Linked DNA regions of Homo sapiens: region 2 is linked to region 1. A link is an interaction called in ENCODE POLR2A ChIA-PET data of the cell type or tissue named here. Cell type or tissue: B cell. All regions are shown on one strand. Each heading gives the region's core, and the rest is flanking DNA. Links, peaks and the distances in the headings are about the cores only.

Evidence for each region. Peaks named below come from ENCODE experiments on the same cell type or tissue, not always from the same donor. Only the 100,000 strongest peaks of a DNase experiment are listed, where the experiment ranks them.
Region 2: POLR2A ChIA-PET joins it to region 1 with 11 read pairs; 3 of 35 experiments call an interaction of 5 or more read pairs at or near these places.

What each region holds. Positions count from the first base shown.
Region 1 is chr5:151,187,176-151,196,558 of GRCh38, forward strand. CCDC69 (coiled-coil domain containing 69) reads right to left here. Exons shown (of 9, transcript NM_015621.3): 5 at 211-284. Among named protein-coding and RNA genes, the nearest start is that of CCDC69, 32 kb to the right of the region's middle. In B cell, for the core only: no CTCF peak of the experiment used is centred there; a DNase peak (open chromatin) is centred at 5,036; H3K4me3 peaks cover 1,136 bases; H3K27ac peaks cover 5,389 bases.
Region 2 is chr5:151,089,138-151,098,520 of GRCh38, forward strand. No RefSeq gene overlaps it. Among named protein-coding and RNA genes, the nearest start is that of TNIP1, 13 kb to the left of the region's middle. RefSeq lists enhancers at 4,858-5,267, 4,902-6,101, 9,269-9,378. In B cell, for the core only: no CTCF peak of the experiment used is centred there; DNase peaks (open chromatin) are centred at 5,084, 5,474, 6,164, 6,177 and 1 weaker place; H3K4me3 peaks cover 966 bases; H3K27ac peaks cover 4,421 bases.

The DNA.
Region 1 (9,383 bases), core at 573-8,572:
AAATAGGCCCAACTCAATTTCACACTCAGTCCTCTTGAGCTAATAGCCTGGTTACTACATCAAGGGGCCTGGATACACAGAAGGCAATCACCTCAGCCCCTCACTCCTAGGCACACGTAATCAGTTTTGGCTGCCTTGGGGCTCCATGCTGCTTTCCCATTGGTCCTCACTTACCCTTATCCAAGACTGACACGACCCAGCCCCTCTCACCTGCTGGGTAGAACTGGCCTCCCGGAAAGAGTGGGTAAGCGCTTCTTTCTCCTGTTCATATGAGGCCCGGAGGACTGTAGGGAAAGGAGAACTCCATAAGCTCAAGACACTTCTCCCCAAAGCCTTCTGCAGGCCCCTTGGTGGCCAGGAAGGTCCAGATATTTAACTGGGGCCCATAGAGGCCAGGAGTCTAGGAACGGTCTTATTCATCCTTCTGTCTCCTAGGCTTGCTTGGGGGCTGTGCCAGAAATGTACTAGGTATTTAATAAAACCTCAAGGAAATTGAAATAAACTATAGCCTGGGAGGAACGCTACCAGATTGCGGGTGCCATCCACACCTCACTAAAGCTAAGATCCAAAGATCTTGCAGGAAGCATGTTCACCTAAGACCACCTCGGGCCACGGAAAATGCATAGGACAATGCTTTGTAAACTGGATTAGCGAAATCACAAAATCATTAAATCCTTAGTTGTCAAACTAAAGCACAAAACTGCAGTAAGTACATTGGATTTGTGGCTAGGAAATCCACCTGGTCCTGGCTCTGCCTTTCCGAAACTGAGAGACCTTGAGAAGATCATATCAGACATCTAAAAGTCCAGTTACCTCAACTGTGAAATGGGATCAATAAACTGGATCTGATTGTCTCAAAGGGGTCATTTGAGGATCACATGAGAAGGACGTGCAAGGGCTTCACAGACAGGGCGGTGCTGTACACAGCTGAAATTATCGTCATTCCCCAAATCAATACAGTTGTATGTATCATCCCATCTCCTTCATAAAGTTCCTTTTGGAAAATTCCAACCTTGTCTCAGCTGAAAAAAGACAATGGGCAACTGACAATCAACGGGCAGAATGGGAAATAGAACAGAGGAGACAGGAAAGTATAATACAGCCAAAGAGCCAGGTATCTGGCAGTGATGAAAAAAATAATGTTCAAGGCCGGGCACGGTGGCTCATGCCTATTATCCCAGCACTTTGGGAGGCTGAGGTGGAAGGATCACTTGAGGCCAGGAGTTTGAGACCAGCCTGGCCGACATGGCAAAACTCTGTCTCTACTAAAAATACAAAAATTAGCTTGGCATGGTGGTGCAAGCCTGTAGTCCCAGCTACTCAGGATGCTGAGGCAGGAGAATGGCTTCAACCCGGGAGGCAGAAGTTGCAGTGAGCTGAGATCACGCCACTGCACTCCAGCCTGGGCAACAGAGACTCTGTCTCCAAAAAAAAAAGAAGAAAAAAATAATGTTCAGTAATATAACTGTGGTAGAGTAGTAAAAAATTTATAAGAATTTATCAATATATAATATTTATAAATATATAATATCAATTTATCATATAAAAATTACAGCCTTAACTTTTTAAAATTATTGGCCTAATTTGTTAATTTGCCTATCAAGACAGGTTCTGGTTTCAGGTAAGATGAAGGAAGCACACTCCATCCAGTTTTTCCTACTGAATGTAGCTATAAAACCTGGACAGAATGAATTCTGCAGTTATTTGCAGACTGAAAAGTAAATGGTAGCAGCAGACTGAGCAAGAAGACCAGAATTTGAAGTACCACTGACCCAACAGATTTAGACAAACCCAGAATCTCACGTATTTAGATATTTTAAATGTCCAGGATACAACCCCAAATTTCTCAGCATACAATACAAAATCACTCAGCCTAAAAAGAAGCAGAAGAAAAACTCCCTTGAGGAAAGATATTCAACAGATGCCTAAACTGAGATCCTATAGATGTAGGAATTATTAACAGAGTTTTTATGGTAATCAATGTAAAAAGACTCCAAGAAGTATGGGTGTTCTGTCACTGACGGCAAGAAGGAAAAAGAGAAAAGGAAAGTAAGAGTGAATATACTTTTAGGAATAATAGAAAAATAGAAAGTCTTAGCAAATAAATAGAGTTATTAAGAAGAACCAAAAGGAAATTTTAGAACTAAAAAGTATAATAAGTGAAATAAAAACTCACTAGGTGAAATCAATAGCAGAATGGAGATGAGATGATAAGAAAGAGCCAGTGAACTTCAAGATAGATCAATAGAAATTATCTGATCTGGACAATAGAGGAGAAAAAAAGATTAGAAAAAAAAATGAACGGAGCTTCAGAGACCTGTAAGATAATGCCCAAATAGCTAACATTACTATCATCACAGTCAAAGAATTAGAGGAAAAAGGGTGCAGTGCAAAAAAAAAAAATTGAAGAAAGAATGATTGAATATTCCACAAACTTGCCAAAACATAAACCTACAGATTAAAGAAGATCACTGAACTCCAAAGTAAGCCCAAAGAAATCCACACCCAGACAACATCATTTCCAAAAGCTAATGACACAGAAAAGGTGTAGAATGGAACCAGATAAAAATGGTACACTACATATAGGGAACAACAGCTTGAATAACTGTGTGTTTCTCATTAGAAACCTTAGAGACCAGAAGAAAAAAATTTAAAAACTGCTGGAAAATGTTGATGTTCATAATGTTGGGTTGAGGTCTACCATTTTAGGATGTGTTTTCTGTTTGTTCTCGCTGATCTTTATCCTCTGTTTTCTCTTTCCTGCTTTCTTTTGGAGTACAAAACCATAACAAAAAGCCCAGAATCCCATATGCAGTGAAAATATCCTTCAGGAAAGAAGATTAAATCGAGACATTCTCAGATGAAGGACACTTAGAATTCATCACCAGCAAACCTGCTCTAAAAGAATTGCTAAAGGAAATTCTTCAAATGAAACCAGAGGGAAACTTGAAACTTGAAACTTCAAGAATGTAGGAAGAGTAACAGAACTGGTAAAGACCTAAGTAAATACAATAGACTGTTCTTCCCTTGAGCTCTTTAAAATATGATTGATGATTAAATGCAAAAATTATAACCTTGTCTGATGGGGCATTAGATGTATGTAGATGTAATACATGAGATAAATGTAACAAAAATGGGAGAGAACAGAGGAACCTACATGACGGTAAGCTTTTTACATTCCATTAGATGTGGTAAAATAGCAATTTCAGGCCGGGCGTGGTGGCTCACACTTGTAATCCCTGCATTTTGGGAGGCCAAGGTGGGTGGATCATCTGAGGTCAGGAGTTCCAGACCAGACTGGCCAACATGGTGAAACCCGGTCTCTACCCAAAATACAAAAATTGGCTGGGCCTGGTGGTGGGTGCCTGTAATTTCAGCTACTTGGGAGGCTGAGGTAGGAGAATCGCTTGAACCCAGGAGGCAGAGTTTGCAATGAGCCCAGCTCATGCCATTGCACTCCAGCCTGGGTGACAGAGCAAGACTCTGTCTCAAAAAAAAAAAAAAAAAAAAGGAACTCTAAGTAGATTGTTAAGTATATTGTAATTCTTAGAGTAACCATTAAAAAAAATACAGAGATACAGTAAGAAAGACAATAAATAAGTTAAAATGGAACACTAAAAAATGTTCAAATACTCAAAAAAAAAGCAGGAAAGGGAAAACAGAGGATAAAGATCAGCGAGAACAAACAGAAAACACATCCTAAAATGGTAGACTTCAACCCAACATTATGAACATCAACATTATCAATAACAACAGTAAATTAAATGGCTTAAACATACCAAATAAAACACAGAGTATGTCAGAATGGGTTTTTAAAAACCCACCTGATGGGATCATTCATACCCCAAACCTCAGCATCATGTACTATACCCGTGTAACAAACCTGCATGTGTGTCCTGAATCTAAAATTAAAGTTGAAATTAAAAAAAAAAACCACCCACCAACTAACTACGTGCTATTTACAAGAAACCCACTGTAAATAGATGTTATAGGTAGGTAATAAGTAAAAGGGTGGAAAAAGAAACACTAATCAAAAGAAAGTCATAGTAGCTATATGATTTGCAGATAAAGAACTGAAAGGAGACATAGACAAATATGCATTATAATTGGAGACTTCAACACTCCTCAGCATTCCACATAAAACAGCCTGAAAATCAGCAAGAATATAGAACTGAATACTAACATTAACCAAACTTTATCTAATTGATTTATATCTAAAATACTCAACCCAACAATAGCAGAATACACATTCCTTTCAAGTATACATGAAACAAGATCGACCATACCCTGAGTCATGAAACAAACCTTAACAAACTATAAAAGCAGCAAAATACAAACTATGTTCTCTGACTGTAATGCAATCAAACTGGAAATCAAATAACAGAAAGAGAACCAGAAAATCTCCCAACACTTGGAAATGCACTTCCACATATTCAATGCCAGAGAGGAAGTCTCAAGGAAAATAAGACTGAAAATATTTTGAACTCAACAAAATGAAAATAAAACCATCAATATGTAGGATGCAGGTAAAGCAGAGTTTAGGAGAAAATTTATAGCTTAAATGTTTATATTAGAAAAGGAGAAAGGTCTCAAATCAATATTCTAAGCTGAAGAAATCAGGAAAAGGTATCAGGCCCAGTGACTCACACCTGTAATCCCAGCACTTTGAGAGGCGGAGTCAGGAGGACTGCTGAGACCAGGAATTTGAGACCAGCCTGGGTAACATAGAGAGACCTGCCTCTGTTAAAAATTTAAAAATTAGCTGGCTAGGTGTGGTGGGGTACCTATAGTCTCAACTACTCAGGAGGCTGAGGTGGGAAGATTGCTTGATTCCAGGAGTTTGAGGCTGCCCTGAGCTATGATCATGACACTGTACTCCAGCCTGGGAGACAGAGCAAAACCCTGTCTCAGGAAAAAAAAAAAAAAAAAAAGAATGAAAAGAAATAAAAAAAAAAAAAAGCTAACCAAATATAAAGCAAGCACACAGAAGGAAGGAAATGAAAATAACAGAAACCAGTGAGATGGAAAATGGTAAAATAAGGGGGGTGGGTGGGGAAATCAATGAAACCAAAAGCTGGTTCTTTGAAATAATTAATAAAATTGATAACCTCAAGCAAGACTGACAAAGAAAAGAGAGAACATACACATGACCAATATCAGGAATGAAATATCACTACAGACACAGCAGATATATGAAATGATATTAAGGAAATATGCTGAACAATCCTATGCACCTAGATTCAACAACTTAGATGAATGTAACAATTCTTCAAAAAAAAAAAATGACCAAAACTCACCCAAGGTGAAGTATATAACCTGAAATTCCTTTAAATATTAAAAAGAAATTGAATTTGTTGTTAAACACTTTGAAAGACATGCCCAAGCACAGATTATTTCATTGAAAAATTCGATTAAACATTTAAAAACGATATAACACCAATTCTATATAATCTCTCCCAGAAAGAGAAGATGAGGGGACATTACTACATGGGGCAAGCTTTATCCTGATACTAAAACCAGATAGTGTAAGAAAACTACAGGCCAATATTCCTCATGAACATAGACACAAACATTCTCAGTAAAACATTAGAGGATCAAATTCAGCAATACATAAAAAGAGTAATATAACACAACCAAGTGGAGCTTATGCCAGGAATGCAAGGCTAGTTCAATGCAGTCAGCCTTCTGTATTTGCAGGTTTCCCATCCTCAGATTCAACCAAGTGTGGATAAAAAAAATTTGAAAAAATAAAAATAAAAAATACCAAACAACAATAAAAGATAATACAAATAAAAATACAGTCTAACAACTATTCACCTTACTTTTACATTGTATTAGGTATTATAAGGAATCTAGAGATGATTTAAAATGTATGGAAGGATGTACATAGGTTATATGCAAATAATACGCCATTTTATATAAGTGACTGGAGCATTTGCAGATTTTGGTATCCAAAGTGGGTCCGAGAATCAATTCCCCATGGATACCTAGGGATAACTATATTTGAAAACTCAAACAAATGTAATCCACTATATTAACCATCTAAAGAAAAACCAGGCCAGATGCGGTGGCTCACACCTGCAATCCCAGCACTTTGGGAGGGAAAGGCCAGTGGTTCATTTGAGTTTGAGACCAGGCTGGGCAACATGGCAAAAACTCATTTCTACAAAAAAAAAAAAAAAAAAAAAAAAATTAGCTAGGCATGGTGATGTGCACTATAGTCCCAACTACTTGGGAGGCTGTAGTGGGAGGATCACCTGAGCCCCAGAGGTGGAGGCTGCAGTGAACCAAGATAGCACCACTGCACTCCAGCCTGGGCATCAGAGTGACATCCTGTTGGAAAGAAAAGAAAAGAAAAAAGAAGACAGGAGAGGAGAGGAGAGGGAAAAAAGAGGAAGAAAGAAGAAAGAGAGAGAGAAAGAAAGACCACATGATTATATGGATCTTAGATCTAAATATAAAACCATAAGGCTTTGGAAGAAAACATTGAAGAAAATCTTTGTTACCTGGGGTTTAGCAAAGAGTTCACAGACATGACATAAGAAGTATAATCAAAGAAAAAAATAAATTGGACTTTATCAAAATTAAAAGCTTGGCTTTGTGAAAGACATTATTAACAGAATGAAAAAAATCACCCCACTGGCTAGGAGAAAATATGTGCAAATACAAAGAACTCTTGTCCAAAATATATAAAGATATCTCAAAACTCCACAGTAAGGACAAGCAAGTTAATTTAAATGGGAAAAAGACCTGAACACACATTTGACCAAAGAGGATATGTAGACAGCAAATAAGCACATGAGTTGTTATTGAAATGTAAATTAAACCTATGGTGAAGATTACTGCACACCTATTAGAACAGCTAAAATAAAAAACCAGTGACAGCAAGTATTGGCATGAAGTAGCAACGGTATAACTCATACATCACAGATGGTGATATAAAATAGTGGTCACTCTGGAAGACAGTTTAGCTGTTTCTCATAAAGCTAAACATACATTTATCATATGACCTATCCCACTCCTGTGTATTCACCCAAGATAAATGAAAACCTATGTCCACACAAAGCCTGCACATGAATGTTAGAACAGCTCTATTCATAATTGCCTCAAATGTCCTGCAACAGTGAATGAGTAAACAATGGAATATAACTCCACAATGAAAATGTATGAATTATTGAGATATGCAACAATTGGAATGAATGTCAAAGGCATCGTGATGCATGAAGGAAGCCAATATAAAAAATCATATTGTATTATTTCATTTATGTAATAGCCTAGAAAAGACAAAGCTACAGAGATGGAGAACAGATCAGTAATTGCCAGGGGTTAGGGTGGGAGAAGGATGTGAATACAAGGGTATTTTGAGACGGCTTTTTGGGAGTGATAAAACTGTTGTGTATCCTGATTGTGGCGATGGTTACAAGAATCTATACATGCGGCAGGGCGCGGTGGCTTACACCTGTAATCCCAGTACTTTGGGAGGCCAAGGCGGGTGGATCACGAGGTCAGGAGTTGAAGACCAGCCTGACCAAGATGGTGAAACACTGTCTCTACTAAAAATACAAAAATTAGCTGGGCATAGTGGCACGTGCCTGTAATCCCAGTTACTCGGGAGGCTCAGGCAAAGAATTGCTTGAACCCGGGAGGCGGAGGTTGCAGTGAGCCGAGATCACGCCACTGCACTCCAGCCTGGGTGACAGGGCGAGCCTCCATCTCAAAAAAAAAAAAAAAAAAAAGAATCTATACATGCATTAGAATTTATGAAAATGCACATCCCCTCAAAAAGAGTCAATTTTACTATATGATAATTTAAAAAATAAAAAAAAGACAGCAAAGGGTCATCGAATGTGGAAAATCACCACTAGTCTCTCCTGGTTATCTGTGTACCTCTCCCCATACATATAAAATGTCATATATTTCCACCATCCTGTGCTTTCATTCATTCATTATAGACTTATGTAGCACTTAGTATGTGCCAAACAATTTAAAAATAACTATAGAAGAATTCTGACTAATGGGAAAAACTCAAGACAGGCAATCTCTTCTCCCCTGGGTGTTACAGTAGGAAATTCTTCTTATTAATATATTTGTAACGCTAAAAATAATATCAAAGCAATGCTTGGAGAATAAAGTTGTTTTCCCATAAAGTCTTGTGAGGTACAGAAGGTAGATTTTAGAGATAGAGAAACTGAACCAAGATTCAAGGAGGTTGAGTGATAGCCCCAGTTCAACAGGGTATGGTATTATTAAAACACAATTCTTCGGCTGGGCGAGGTGGCTCACGCCTGTAATCTCAGCACTTTAGGAGGCCGAGGCAGGCGGATTATGAGGTCAGGAATTCGGGACCAGCCTGGCCAACATGGTGAAACCCTGTCTCTACTAAAAATACAAAAATTAGCCAGGCGTGGTTGCAGGTGCCTGTAATCCCAGCTACTCGGGAGGCTGAGGCAGAAGAATCACTTGAACCCGGGAGGCGGAGGTTACAGTGAACCGAGATCATGCCACTGCACTCCAGCCTGGGGGACAGAGTGAGACTCCATCTCAAAAAAAAAAAAAAAAAAAAACACGCACACTCACACCCACACACACACCCACACACACCCACACCCACAAAACCACAATTCTTCAATTTCCAGGCAAGGACTTTAATTCCATTTCACAATGTTTGCAATAATGTGTGCTAATGTTGCAATATGTTTCAAGATTCTTAAAATCATTCAGACCTCTGTTCTAGTTATTCCATCTGGGTAAATCTAAGGACATAATGTGAAATACCGGCAACATTATGCAAAAGCTGTTTTGAGATCTAGAGGTCTAGACTCACAAGAAATAAGGAAAGCCATGTACTTTACGGTCTTGCCTTTATAAACATTTTAGTAGCAGCATAATTACTTGGAAACATATTTGATACAATGTTAAATGAAAAGAACAGGATATACACTTTTACGTACAAAATAATCACAACCATGTGTTTTGTTGTTTTGTTTTGTTTTTTAGATGGAGTCTTGCTCTGTCACCCAGGCTGGAGTACAGTGGTGAGATCTTGGCTCACTGCAACCTCTGCCTCCCGGGTTCAAGCAATTCTCCTGCCTCAGCCTCCTCAGTATCCTGAGTAGCTGGGATTATAGGTGCACACCACCACACCAGACTAATTTTATTTTTTAGTAGAGACGGGGTTTCATCATGTTGGCCAGGCTGGTCTCGAACTCCTGACCTTGTGATACACCCGCCTCGGCCTCCCAAAGTGCTGGTATTACAGGTGTGAGCCACTGCACCCAGCCACAGCCATGTTTTAAGAAGATAAATAATTCTGGGGAAAGGCCATGCGAATACTCATGATGAAAGGAAAAATCAGTAAAGCATTTTCAAGGTCAATTTCAGTA
Region 2 (9,383 bases), core at 365-8,364, 98 kb before region 1:
ATTTCCAAGTGAGTAAATAGAGGGACTTCCTGACTCCTAGTCCAGTGCTCTTTCCCACACCACACTCAGCCCCTCAGTGGCACTGCCACTTTTCAAGAGCTCGATTGCCACACGTGGCAAGCAGCTACCATGCCAGACTGCACAGATATTTCCATCATCACAGAAAGTGCAGTTGTATGAATGATACTGACCCTTGAGCTAGACCAGGGGCAAAAAGATGATGTTCTCCTGTACATAGACCCTTTTCTCTGCAGGGGGTGAAAATATGTGTAGCTCAGCCCTAATGTTCCTGGATTACAATTTTCCCCCTATATACAATATTTGCACTTTAAAGTCCACTATAATTACATATTCTCTGTAAATTCACAGAGCCTGGCTTAGACCAGTTCCTGCCCATGGAATCTTAGATGGCAAAGGGACCTTGAAGGGCTAAGGACGTTCAAGGAGCTGGAGCGACATGAGCTGGGATTTCCAGTTAGAATACCTGGCTGGCACATCCTATGAAGAGAATGGCTCTGAGCTCTCCCTGCTGAAATGCTGACAGCAATCAGTTTCTCTCACCTCTTCCCCCTTCCAGCCATGCATGGATTCCCTGAAGCTGCCTTCTCTGTTCAGGCCAGGGGATAGACACTGAGGAAGAAGAGGCCCTCAGACTGGGAATCAGTAGAGCTGACTTTGAATCCTGGCTCTGCTGTATGGCCCTAGGCAAGTTTTGGTCCTCAGCTTCCCCTTCTATAATGTAAAATATCAGGCTAGATGACCACTAAGGGACCTCCCATTCTGACATGTTAAGGAAGTCCAAAAGTTCAGAGGAAGGAGAAATCAGGATGAATAAAGGCGGATTGCCATTAGGCGGTTAGGAAATAAAAACACTAATAGCTAATATTTAAGCTTATCATATGCCAGGCACAGTACTCAGTGCTCTTAGATGAATTATTTCATGCATCTCTCTTAAGAACTGTATAAGACTGATATACTATTCTGCAAAAGAAGAAATGAGGCTCCTAGTGGGTTAAGACAACTGCTAATAAATGGCACAAGTAGAGTTCAAATATAAGTAATGTCTCCCGTGAGGATGTGGAGGAGATGAGACCTATACTGGATCTTAAAAGAGGGCAAAATTTGGGTATACACAAGGAAACTGTCACAGGACCACTCTTTTGATACGGAATTATCCAGCCCTACCTCATCCATTTTGACATCTCTGGTCTTGCTGCTGATGTTGTAGGGACAGGACTGAGCCAGTCTCATAAAAGCTATTTGATACTTACTTAGGGAATGAATGAACTTGACTCTGTGAGTTTCCTGGTTCATCAATTCTGTTGAAAGTTCCCCAAGAATAGAAACTCTTCATGCCATTAGGACCTAGCCCAGGATTTGGCAGATTTCTGGACCCCATCATAGAGCTAAGAAATCAGACTCTCTAACGAGGGGATCCCTAAAGGCAGCAGTTTAATTAAACTCCCTGATACTCCCCGATACTCCCCGTAGAGTTTGAGAAGCCAAAACTCTCAGCTGGATCTTCCAAATCCAAAGTGAGAATTATCTGCTCACATATAGGCAGCTAGGTAGAACTCACTGTCAGGAACTCACTGGTAGATACTGAGGATGCGTTTACTTCTCTGAGTCACCCAAGCATCAAATCTATGATTTTTGCAAAGTCCCACTCAAGCCAATGAAGTTACCTGCTTATCTGAACTTTGAAGACAGGCAGTTAGAAGAGGTCATAGAATCATAGTTTTTCAGATGTCTACTGGCTCAACAGCCTACCCAGAACCAGCACATCCTCCCCCAACCATTGGCAAGTGGTCAGCCAAGTTTTGCCACCCTATTTCAATGATGGGGAGCTCACTACCTTACAGGTAGCCCATTGCATTCTCAGTCGGCTCTCATTTAAAGCTCAGATCTGCCTTCTTCTCCTTTGGATGGGTGCCTATCAATGGCTGACAAATTCTTCCAAGGCCCTTCATGATCTAGCTTCTACTTACCATCCCTTCCCGCTCTAACCACCCCTAAGCATTCCTCAAATGTGCCAGCTCCTTTCTGCTTCTTCTTCTTTTTATTTTTTTTTTTTTTGAGACAGAGTCTCACCCTGTCGCCCAGGCTGGAGTGCAATGGTACAATCTCGGCTTACTGCAACCTCCGCCTCCCAGGTTCAAGCAATTCTCCTACCTCAACCTCCTGAGCAGCTGGGATTACAGGTGCGTGCCACAACTCCCAGCTAATGTTTTGTATCTTTAGTAGAGACAGGGTTTCACCATGTTAGCCGGGCTGGTCTTGAACTCCTGAACTCGTGATCCACCCGCCTCGACCTCCCAAAGTGCTGGGGTTACAGGCGTGAGCCACCGTGCCTGGTCTTCCTTTTTGCTTCTTTTGGCTTCCTTGCATATTCCTTGGCCCCTGGCTGCAGCACCTCCCCTCCACTGTGCCTTTCACCTGGCCAATGCCTGCTTATTTTCTCTGTCTCAACTTAAGTGTGCCTCTTCTGGGAAGTTTCCCTGACCTTCCCCACTCCTGCACTCCCCTCCAGACCACAGCAGGCCCCTTGTTCTGCATTTTCAAGCCCTGCCTTTCTCTCTCTCTGCAACTAGTTGTAATAAAATGATTATTGGTGCAGTTAATTTAGCATCTGATGAGAAAAATGGTTTTCAGCCAGGGATGATTTTGGCCCCCACAGGGCAACTGGCAATATCTGAAGACATTTTTCATTGTCACAACTGAGGAGGGAGTATACTACTGACATTTATTGGACAGAAGGCAGGGATGCTGCCAAGCAGCCTACCATGCACAGGACAGATCCCCATAACAAAAAATGACCCAACCCAACACATCAACAGTGTTCTCAACATGTCCATAGAGAAAACTCGTTTTGGAGTATAAGCCCCATGTGGTCAGGGACTATTTCTTCTTTGATTGTCACAATTTCACCAGTGCCTAGCAAACAGCAGGCAATCCATGAATGCTTGTGGAGGGAAGAAGAGAAGGAGAAGGAAGTGGGTCATAGAATGAAATGCTAGAACCCCATCGAGGGGGGTGATGTGTACAGTGTCCCCGACGTTGGGGAGAGTAGAGGACTGGGGATACACATGTAAAGAGAGCTGAGACTGGGCAGACAGACCTCGGGAGCCTTGAACACTGGGCTAAAGAATGTCGCCTCTGGCCGGGCACAGTGAGTCATGCCTGTAATCCCAGCACTTTGGGAGTCCGAGGCAGGCAGATCACAAGGTCAGGAGATCGAGACCATCCTGGCTAACACGGTGAAACCCCATCTCTACTAAAAAATACAAAAAATTAGCCGGGTGCGGTGGCGGGCACCTGTAGTCCCAGCTACTCGGGAGGCTGAGGCAGGAGAATGGCGTGAACCCGGGAGGTGGAGTTTGCAGTGAGCCAAGATCGTGCCACTGCACTCCAGCCTGGGTGACAGAGCAAGACTCCGTCTCAAAAAAAAAAAAAGAAAAAAGAAAAGAATGTCGCCTCCATTCTATAAGCAATGGGGGGGGGGGGCGCATAGGAGTCTTTCCACTAACATTAACAAAATACTTTTGTGGCCAAAAATGTTCTGATCAAACTGGCACTTCAGGAAGAGATCTGGGGACAGTGAGAAATACGTCTTGAGAAAGGGGATTTGACTTGTTAGTGATAGAGGCAGGTGTTAAATCCACAAATATCCCTCCTTATTTTACTGATGCACATGGGGTAACCCTGGTTGCAAACAGCTGTCTGAAGAGCTGGCAGCACCCTTTTTCAGACTGTGAGTAAATGGACAGGCCTCAAACTTTGAGGCCACAGGCATCTGCTTGGTGCCAGGCCAGCCACTATTACTGACTCACCATATGGCCTCATCAGTACTTCCTCTCGCCATCCCTCACCTTCCTCATCTGTAAAAGGGAGTAAATTCTCTTCACCCATTTATAACACTGAGCACAGCTGTGTGCACAAAAGGGCATCCATTAGGATAATTTCATAGAGAATATTATAGACCATGGGTTTGTTAACTTTAGTGTCCTTTGACCAGGGGTTCGCAATCCTGACTGCACATTTAAATCACCTGCAATCCTGACTGCACATTTAAATCACCTGGGGATCTTTCTAAACACGCGGACCCTCCAGGCCCCACCCCAGATTAATTAAACCAGAATCTCCGGGGGTGTGGCCTGGGCATGGGTATTGATAAAGCTCCCCCAGGTGATTTTGAGATGCAAAGTTGTGACCACTGACCTAGAAGCTGCTTTTTTTTTTTTTTGAGACAAATCTGCCCTTTTAACAGCTGGTTCTGATTCAGGTGATCCCAGGAACTTACTGTCGTTGAGTCACTGTGGTCTCCCAACTTGTTCCTTCTTTTTGTATCAGGAAGGTGACTTCTCAATACCAGGATAGGGACAACAAATTTCAGAATGTAGAGAGAATCCCTCTTTCGGGGAGTCACAGAACAGTATGTATGATGGGTGTGAAAGGAAAAGTTAAAACGCAAGCTAAGCCACTAAGTGGAGAGGAGGTATGTGTCATTCTATCAGCATTTGAAAAATGGGATTCAGGGAGGCCTTTTGCAAAATTGTGCTTTCCAAGGAAACTAATACAGGGTGGCATGTTGCAAGATTCTTGTCAAAGGAAGGGGATCCAAGTACAGATGTTGCAACACTGTGCTGCCAAAGGAAGTGGAAGCAAAGGAAGTGGCTTCTTAGTCTATCAGATCTGGAACAAAGCTTAGAGATTATCTTGACCAATCTTCTCACTGGATAGAAGGGGAAACTAAGGTTCAGAGAAGGGAAGGCTTGTGCCCAGGGGCAGCCAGGGAGTTACTGATGAGTTCAAATTGCAATCCAGGCTTCCTATCCACCACCTACCTGCTGCCCTTTCCTCTTCTCCCTGAATATCTATCCCCTCACTGTTTTGCTCTGGGTCCCTAGCCCAGCCTCCACATCCCCACCCTCTGGACAGTGCCCAAGGTCAAAGGATGAGCCTAAATCTGTGTGCCAGGATCTAAACCCACCAGATGACAGGGGCGAAAGCCAGCGGTGGCAGTGGCAAGCCGGAGAGGAAGGAGCAGTGTCTGATGATGTGGCCTGACCTCAGAAAGGAAACCTGGTTGGTCACCAGGGGGAATTTCCCCGGGTGAGGTCTCACGTCTATGCAAATATTGCACTGCAATTAACCTGGACCCTGGGATGGGAGAGAGAAAAGAGGAGAGGACACTGGGAAAGACAGAAGGGCAGGTAATAGGACCTGAACATTCCCAGGGTACCAGGCACTGTGCTAGGCTCCTCATGAAATTAATCTCATTTTGCCTCTAAAGTATCCTCCAATGTAGGAAAATTGAGTCTGAGGCCCAGTGAGAGGGTGCGTTGCCCAAGCAAAATCAGCACATTCCTACCCCAACGGGATACCAGGCCTCAGGGAGAAGTGATGATGGTGACGATAGATTTGGCGCTGCGGCTGCTGACAAAGGTGACAGTAATGAGGCTTGAGTCCGGGACTCTAGCAAGGTTTCATTTTAGGTTTCCATCTCACTCAACCAGGGGAGTTTTATCCTGGGAACGGCCAAAGGCAGCAGGAAGGTAGTGACCCTGACTCACCTTGGGCAAATCCCAGCACTCTGGTTTTTCAAAGCCCTGTGGGGGCAAGGGATGTGGTAGCTGGCACAGTTAACCCCTTCACCACCAGTTTCTAGAATGCTCCTGGAAAAGTGAACAGAATGGGATCCATACTTTTGAAGGAGAATCAATTTTTCTCTGCTACCTCTTTAAATTTCACTCGCTGTGCGCCTCACCGTATCCAGAAAGCCTTCCCCGGGGACTTCACTCGTTTTCCAAGGCTTGATCTCATTTACTGCCTGGTTCTCCAAGGAGCTAGTCTTGTCTCCCAGAATAGGATGCCAAGTAGGATCAGAGTTCAAGTCAGGGCTGTTGGGCTCGAAGTCTGCCCTCCACACAGCCTGGTTGGTTGTCCTCCTCTGATGGGCTTACACAACAACAAGCAGACTCCTGATTTCTGGAGGTGTGTGGGGCACACTAAGGCTATGCACTAAGAAAAGTGTGAGTGTGCACATGCCCCAGTGTGTGTGAAGAACAAGTTAGGATACATATGCGAGGTGTTTCCCACGTGCACAGCAACACACACACACACACACACACACACATAATGTCTGTATTTTTGGTTGTTATCAGCAAACTAAAAAAAAATTATTTTCTCTGTATGGTCAACAATGTGTGTCTCTGTATGTGTTACCAGCAGAATACCTTACACTCCTTTGTATTACCAGCAATGTGTTTCTCATTCTACTGTGTGCTCTGTGGGTATGGCTGGCAGTGACTGTAATTCTGTGTGACAAGCAGTATTTACGGGCCTTGAGTGGATAGCAGGCACATGGGAAAGTGGGGGAAGGAAATGTCAGTTCCCCACCCTCCCTACTTTCCTTTCAGGCCCTCCCAGGTCAAGGTCCATGGCCTTCAAGACGGCCAGGGAGGGGTTCTGCCTGCAGCTGGCAGCACAACAGGCAGATGGTGGTAGTTGGGAGGAAGGGGTGGGGCCATCCCACAGAAGGAAATGCATGTTCTGGAAATTTTAACAGCTGGGCCTGTTTGTGTGGTGGGGGGACATTCCCAGACAGCTCTTGTTTAGGGTTTTGTCAGTCCTTACCTAGCTGAGAGGAGGGCAGTGGGACAGCCTACATCAGGGACCTCTGTCCTCATGTCCTTCTCTGAGTTCTTAGGGAATGGAACTTGGCTTCACATCTGCTTCCTCCCCGCTCACTCCCCATGGCACTTTAGGGCCCTTTTCCCTGTTTTCTCGCTCCCCAGTGTCCTTCTCTTTTCTCCATCTCTGCATCCTCTGTGCTGGCTTGTGTCCTCATCCCCCCGACACCTAGGGACCCCAGCTGCTGGTCCTGTCTCCTCCATGCTGGTCCCTGGGGATATCTTTTCTAAAGGACATCTCTAATCATATAATCTCCCTCCCTAGCACATTCAGGGGCTAGCCAGTGCCTGGAGGATAAAGTCCATACTCTTCAGCCTGGACTCAGTGACCTTCCCAGAGGGCGTCCTCGCACAGCGGGTGACGGGCCCCAGCACTCCCACACACCTCTCCTTTCCCAGCTCTGCGCCTTTGCTTCAGCCATTGCCTCTGCCTGGACACCCCTCCCTCCTTCAGTAGTTTCTAATGTAAGAGCTTCTCTAACCATCTGCTGAGGTGCTCTCAAGTGTCCCGTTCTCCAAGGAGCCTTTGTTAGTCCTCCCTGTGGTTAATTCATCGCTTCTGCACTCAGTGTCCCTTGCTTGGTTGAGATTTTTCTTTTTCTTTCTTTTTTTGTTTTAAGACAGTTTTGCTCTTGTCAATCAGGCTGCAGTGCAGTGGTGTGATCTTGGCTCACCGTAACCACCGCCTCCTGGGTTCAAGTGATTCTCCTGCCTCGGCATCCCAAGTAGCTGTGATTACAGGTGCCCGCCACCGCAACTCGGCTAAATTTTTTTTTTGTATTTTTAGTAGAGATGGGGTTTCACCATGTTGGCCAGGCGGGTCTTGAACTCTTGACCTCAGGTGATCCACCCACCTCGGCCTCCCAAAGTGCTGGGATTATAGGTGTAGCCACTGAGCCTGGTCTGGTTGAGATTTTTCTAATAATCTTTCCCCACTTAGCTCTCTGTGTAGCAGGCATAGTGTAGAGCATCAGACTCCCCCCTCTGACCCTGATTACTCTTCTCTAAAATAGAATCCTGCCTATTATTGATAATAAAGAGCTGATATACTGAGTCCTTCGTATGTTCTAGACAGTGTGCTCAGAAATAAACATGCATTGCCAGTACAGACAGGTCAAGTTACTTATTTACTTCTACTAATAGTGGTGGATGGGATTTGAACCCAGGCCTGCCTGCCTCCACAGACTTAACCACTGAGCAGAGGGCTCAGTTATGTAACTACAATTTCCCACTTGCCTCACTCCAACCCTAAAGTGGGGAAATCTGTAGGAAACCCAGGTTCTGGTGGGGAATGAAGAGGCATGTTAGAGCGCTGTTTTACCGCTTCTGGGTTCCGAAATTCAGGTTGGGCAACCCGACCCTTCTCCCTCCCATGCTCAGCTCAGTCTGGCTTCCTCATCAATAGGTAAAGGAGGAAGTGTCAGCAGAGAGAGCAGAGCCTGGAATCAGGACAGCTGCGTTCTAGCCTCAGATCTGGCACTTACTAATACAATGGTCACAATCCTGTCTCTGGGCCTCAGTTACCAAACCTGTGAAACGAGAGGGTTGGTTGGGGCCATCTCTAAGACCATTTCCAGTGAGTCAATCCATGATGTACTGTCTATGTCTTCAGGCAGTATGTTTCACCACTTGGAGCCCAAGTTTCCTCATTGGTAAAAAGAGGGTGATCACCCCTATAATACTGCAAAGGAAGTAACGGCCATGGAGGCAAAGCTTCTCAAGTGGGATTATTCTGGTGGCGACTTATTGCTTGCAGCTGTGCTGGGGCACCATGAATATAGGGGGATTTCTTTTTTTTTTTTGAGACACAGTGTCCCTTGGTAGTCCAGGCTGGAGTGCAATGTCACGATCATGGCTCACTGCAACCTCCGCAACCTGGGCTCAAGCGATCCTCCCACCTCAGCCTCTCGAGACTGCAGGCATACACCACTACCTCCAGCATTTTTTTTTCCTATTTTTTGTAGAGACGGGGTTTTGCTACACACAGGCTGGTCTTGAACTGGGCTCAAGCGATCTGCCCACTTTGGCCTCCCAAAGTGCTGGGGTTACAGGCACGGGCCACGGCACCTGGCCATAGGGAAACTTTAAACAGCCAGCGGTTCCCACACCACCGCCACGGGCAGGAGGTTGAGTGGCAATTCCTAAATAGCTGCTCTCTGCTCAGGTTAAAAGGGCACCCCCCCTCCCAATGGGCAACTTCCTTCGGGTATTTCCTAGTGGCCCCAAAGACCAAGATTGGCCCATCCCAGTTCAGAGCTTGTAACAGTTTGCCCTAAAGGGAAAATGCAAGGCTCAAGGCAGGAGGGGGAGCAGTGAGGAGCTAGAGAGTATTGAAGCCCACCTCCACAGGTGACGACAAAAGGAGAAAACACAGGGTGCTTCTAAAAGCACCGGCCCTGGCCGGGATGGCAATTCCAGTTCTGTCTGCTGCTAGCTTGCTATGTACCCTGGGCCAGTTGCTTCCTCTCTGTGGAAGTGACAGTTGTTTCATCTGCAAGTGAGGGAGGGAGGTGAGAATTTCTGAGGGCCCCTTCTACCCTTAGAACATCACAGCCAGCCTCCCTTTCTCCCACTTTGAGACAGCAGCGGTTTGGGCTTCTGCTTTCTCTTTCCTTTTAGTTTTAAATTAGCCCCCATCGCTTCTCCCGATTAAACTTTGGCCACAGAAGCAATCTCCAGTGTCATTTTGGA